2 separate regions of the Homo sapiens genome follow, and region 1 is linked to region 2. The links are chromatin loops, found by intact Hi-C in ENCODE. Cell type or tissue: heart left ventricle. All regions are shown on one strand. Links, peaks and the distances in the headings refer to the core of each region. The heading gives the core; the rest is flanking DNA.

What was found. Peaks named below come from ENCODE experiments on the same cell type or tissue, not always from the same donor. Only the 100,000 strongest peaks of a DNase experiment are listed, where the experiment ranks them.
Region 1: a loop joins it to region 2, with 2.1 times the contacts of the local background. A loop is called at or near these places in 26 of 110 quality-filtered maps.

Annotation. Positions count from the first base shown.
Region 1 is chr2:20,433,614-20,436,420 of GRCh38, reverse strand. No RefSeq gene overlaps it. Among named protein-coding and RNA genes, the nearest start is that of RHOB, 12 kb to the left of the region's middle. In heart left ventricle, for the core only: no CTCF peak of the experiment used is centred there; no DNase peak of the experiment used is centred there.
Region 2 is chr2:20,378,159-20,380,965 of GRCh38, reverse strand. No RefSeq gene overlaps it. Among named protein-coding and RNA genes, the nearest start is that of PUM2, 29 kb to the right of the region's middle. In heart left ventricle, for the core only: a CTCF peak has its summit at 1,759 (motif pointing left); a DNase peak (open chromatin) is centred at 1,705; H3K27ac peaks cover 219 bases.

The DNA.
Region 1 (2,807 bases), core at 248-2,747, 55 kb before region 2:
GCTAATTACCCCAGCAATGAGTTGTGACAACCCATGTAGAACATTGCCAACCAACAGGAATCGATGCCTAGGATTTTTCTTGGGTGGCTGTGCTGATTAATTTTTTTTTTTTTTTTTTTTTTTTGAGACAGTGTCTCGCTGTGTTCCCTAGGCTGAAGTGCAATGGCGCGATCTCGGGACACTGCAACCTCTGCCTCCCAGGTTCAAGCAATTCTCCTGCCTCTGCCTCCCAAGTAGCTGGGATTACAGGCACCCGCCATCACAGCCGGCTAATTTTTTGTATTTTCAGTAGAGACGGGGTTTCACCATGTTGGCCAGGCTGGTCTCGAACTCCTGACCTCAGGTGATCCACCCACCTCAGCCTCCCAAAGTGATGGGACTACAGGTGTGAGCCACTGTGCCCGGCACTGCTGGTTAATTTTTATGTCAACTTTGTTAGGCTATGGTACCCAGTTATTTAATCAAACACCAGACTAGATATTGCTATGAAAGTGTTTTTTAGATTTGATTAACATTTAAATTACTCAAATACTTTGAGTAAAGAAGATTATGCTCTATAATGAGGGTGGGCTTCTTCTAATTAGTTGAAGGTCTTGAGAGTAAAGACTCAGGTTTCCCTAATAAGAAGGGGGTATTCTTCCCAAAACTGCTACATAGACACCCTGCCTGAGCTTCCAGCTGCAGAATTTGGGCTCAAGGCTGCAACAACAGCTCGGAATTTCCAGCTTGCCAATCTGCCCTACGGGTTCTGAACTTGCCAGCTCCCACAATCATGAACCAATTCCTTAAAATAAACCTCTCTCGGCCAGTCACGGTGGCTCACGCCTGTAATCCCAGCACCTTGGGAGGTCGAGGCGGGTGGATCACAAGGTGAGGAGATCGAGACCATCCTGGCCAACATGGTGAAACACTGTCTCTACTAAAAATACAAAAATTAGCTGGACATTGTGGTGCGTGCCTGTAATCCCAGCTACTAGGGGGGCTGAGGCAGGAGAATCGCTTGAACCAGGGAGTCGGAGGTTGCAGTGAGCCAAGACTGTGCCACTGTACTCCAGCCTGGTGACAGAGCAAAACTCTGTCTCAAAAAAAAAATTTTTTTTTAAAAACCTCTCTCTCTCTCTCTTTCTCTCTCTCTCTGGTGTGGAGAACCCTGACTAATTCAGGGGTGGTCAAATAGGTACCTTCTGCCTGGCATGTACCCAAATTCCAGACTTTCAGAAGGAAGGCAGGTGTTCAGCATAAACCATATTGTTTAGACAAACAATTTAGGCACAGCGAGCCACTCTTGTCGGTTCCTGGTGAGAACTGTTCCAAACTCCAGGCAAGAACCAACGTGCTTCTTATGAAGCAGGGCTTCCTAAGAACAGGCAGTGAGGCCTACCATGTTTACTCTTTTCTGTAGAGAAGGTAAACAATTTAAATTGAGGGAAAAGGGAGTCAGTGAGTTTTTTTATGTAAATATGTTCCTCCACTGAAGGTTTTAAGAAGGAGGTGACATGTTTTGTTCCATGAGGTGGCAGCTGTGTTGGGGATGGCTCACAGAGGGACGAAGGAGGGAAGCAGGCTTCAGATTAGGAGGCCTAGGCCAGGCATGATGCCTCACATCTGTAATCCCAGCACTTTGGGAGACCAAGATGGGAGGTTTACTTGAACCCAGGAGTTCGACACCAGCCTGGGCAACATAGGGAGACCCTGCTTCTACCAAAAAATAAAAAATTTTAATTAGCCAGGCATGTGCTTGTAGTCTCAGCTACTCAGGCGGCTGAAGTGGGAGGATCACTTGAGCCTGGGAGGTCGAGGCTGCAGTGAGCCATGAACGAGCCACTGCATTCTAGCCTGGGTGACAAAGTGAGACCCTGTCTCAAAAACAAACAAAAAAAAGAGTGGCCTCTCTGGCTATCAGGCAGAGCAAAGGTGGAGAGGTGAAGATAGATTTGAGAAAACAGCAGGACTCTTGGTAGAAATGTCCCCACCTCCCGAGCAGTCACCTCCTCTCCCATTCAGTGGGAGCCTGGGAGCCTCAGAGAAAGTTGTATGTGTGTTATGTGTGTTGTCTGTGCTGTGTGTGTGTTGTGTGTATCTTTTGTGTGTGTGGTGTGTTGTGTGTGTGGTACATGTATTTGTGTGAGTGTGAGTGTTGGGCTATCTCGAATTTCACTCTCCTCTCCTGGGTTATCAGGTGAGAGATGAGACGGGCACCTGCCATGGCTGACAGACAGGAGGCACGGGGAGGGCTGCATCTGTATCCATGGTGGAGGTCAGTCAACCACCTGGAGACCTGAAGCCCCCACAGGCCAGGCCCTTGTCCCCCTCCTCCCTCCCATCACAGTCCACATAGGGTTTGTCCTCTCTGGGACCTCAGGGGTACACCTAGAGCTTCATAGCTGAAGGGATTTGGTGGAACATTAGGCTTTCATTATTCAAAGTGATGGTCCTGGACCAGCAACACTGGCATTTCTTGGAAGCTTTGTAGAAAAGCAGAATCCAGGCCCCAGCCCAGTCCAGGCCCTACAAGATCAGAATCTGGGTTTTAACAAGATCTCCAGGTGATTCATCTGAACATTAAAGTTTAAGAAACACCACCCTCTGCGTGTCCTGCTGCACTGGTGATGATGTGGCTGTGGTGGTTAAATCAAGCACTGGGTACCATGAAGGCAGACTGCAGCCTCCTGTTTAACTTTTGGCTGATGCTCTTGGAATTATAATAAATTATACTATAAAATAAATAAATAATATTTAAATACTACTAGTAGTACTAATGATGATGATTCTAATAGGAATAATGAGTAACAATTTGGGGACTTCAT
Region 2 (2,807 bases), core at 232-2,731:
TCCTAGCTTAACCATGCCTTCAGCAACACAGAGCCATGCATGCTTCTCAGATGTAGCTCCTTGGATCTCTGGTCACAATGGGCCTTTTAGGAAGCACTGGGGCCTCACACACCCTGGCAAGAAGCCCAGGGAGAGGGTCCTGCATGAGGTGGAGTGGAGCAGCCCAGGGCCTTTGATACCCTGGACAATATTGGTGTCAAGAAATTCTTTCTGTATGAACAGACGCTTCTCAGAAAAAGACATTTATGCAGCCAATAAACATGAAAAAAAAGCTCAACATCACTGATCATTAAAGAAATGCAAATCAAAACCACAATGAGATACTATCTCACACCAGTCAGAATGGCAATTATTAAAGTCAAGAAACAGGCTGCGCACGATGGCTCATGCCTGTAATCCCAGCCCTTTGGGAGGCCGAGGGGGACAGATCACTAAGGTCAGAAGTTTGAGACCAGCCTGGCCAACATGGTGAAACCCCGTCTCTACTAAAACTTACAAAAATTAGCTGGACGAGGTGGCACACGCCTGTACTCCCAGCTACTTGGGAGGCTGAGGTGGAAGGATCGCTTGAACCCGGGAGGTGGAGGTTGCAGTGAGCTGAGATCGCGCCACTGCACTCCAGCCTTGGCAACACAGTAAGATTCTGTCTAAAAATAAAAAAAAAAAAAAGTCAAGAAACAACAGATGCTGGCGAGGATGTGGAGAAATAGGAATGCTTTTACACTGTTGGTGGGAATGCAAATTTGTTGAACCATTGTGGAAGACAGTGTGGCGATTCCTCAAGAATCTAGAACCAGAAATACCATTTGACCCAGCAATCCCATTACTGGATATATACTCAAAGGAATATAAATCATTCTATTATAAAATGCATGCACACGTATGTTTATTGCAGCACTATTCACAATAGCAAAGACACGGAATCAACCCAAATGCCCATCAATGGTAGACTGGATAAAGAAAATGTGGCACATATACACCATGGAATACTATGCAGCCATATAAAGAAATGAGATTATGTCCCTGAGAGAGACATGGATGGAACTGGAAGCCATTATCTTCAGCAAACCAGCACAGGAACAGAAAACCAAACACTGCATGTTCTAACTTATAAGTGGGAGCTGAACAATGAGAACACATGGACACAGGGAGGGGAGCAAAACACACTAGGGCCTATTGTGGGGTGGGCAGGGGGAGGGAGAGCATCCGGATAAATAGCTAATGCGTGCGTGGCTTAATACCTCGGTGATGGGTTGATAGGTGCAGCAAACCACCATGGCACACGTTTACCTATGTAACAAAACTGCACATCCTGCACATGTACCTGGAACTTAAAATTTTAAAAAAAGAAAAAAGAAATCCTTTTAAGAACACTCTGGGACACAAATGATGGGAACAAGACCAAGTCCTGATTTCTGAAAGCTCCGTGGCCCTACAGCCCCAGGAGCAAGAAGGAGAAAGTGATTGTCAACTCAGAGACCTCGAGTAGGTGCCAGGCCTCTCCCATCTGTCAAGGCAGGAACAGCTGGCCACAGCCTCCAAGCTTCAGCAAAGCCAGGCAAAGAAGCAGCCGTTCCTGCCCTATCTACTGAACCCAGTATTTCCCACCCACGAGAGCCCTATAAGGACAGGACAGAGTCCTGGGAGAGGAGCTGCCTCACGGCCCAAGAGCAATCTTGGCACCGCTCCCTACGGGAGCACCAGGCCCAGGCAAAGGCTGGGAGGGTGGACGCCCAGGCCTGGACTGGGGGCTGCCGCCCTCTAGTGGGCCCAGAGGGACAGAGGGAGAGAGAAGAACTGGACAGAGAGAAAGAGGAGAAAGAGGAGAAAGACAGAGAGAGAGAGAGAGAGAGGGCGTCAAGGCAAAGGGGAAACAGAAGGACATGGACAGGCGAGAAGTAGGGAGAAGCAGTCTCATTCCCGGGCAATTCAGCTTCCCACTGGGCAGTGCATATTTCACCTGATTTGTACATTGGTCCCTGAGAGCTCTGTGAGGGCGAGTGTGGCCAGGGCTCTCATTCATCACCAATAGCTCTGACGGAGTTGGGAATTCCTGAGCCACTGTTCTTTGCTGATCTTATCCGGCTGCCTCCTCCTGTGAGATTGCACCGAGGACCCGCTGCCAGATGGGTCAACTTAGGTGTCATCTCCTTCTGACTCCAACTGTCCCATCCATTCCTCTGATTTCCACCCAATCCTTATATTTTTGCTAAATCTGTAGTTCTATTCTTGACCTCCCTCCAGAGCTTCAGACCTGTACACCAAGTTATCCACTGAACACCCCTCGTGCACGCCCCTGAAACACCTCACACTCACTATGTGCAAAATGGAGCTCATCGCCTTCCCCAAACCCACTCCTCTTTGTGGCGTCTCTAATCTTCAGCAACCCTACCATGTTTACTTAACATGGTAAACACTGCGAGGGGCCACCAAGGCTCCCCTCAGGAATGAGGGGTTTATTCTCCCAACTGCTAGAAGCACTGCCGGCAGAAAACCAGGGGTTTCCTCAACTGCAGAGAGCCCCTCACCCAAGCTCATTCCTTTCCCAGAAAGGTCCACATCCTGTGACCCATCAATGTGAGAACACAAAGACCCAGACCCGTTGCCCCGGCTGGCACAACTCTGCAGGGTGGTCCCAGTTTTGCAGCTCCCGGGAGGGTCAGAGGGCTCTCTGTTGAAGCTGTACTGCAGCTCACTTTCTCCATCTGCCCAATCCTGCTTCCTCCCCTTCCCTTCCGTAGGCATTGAGCCCAAAAGAACAGCCGAATCAACCTTTGGATGTCTGTCTGAGACTTTTTTCCCAGGAG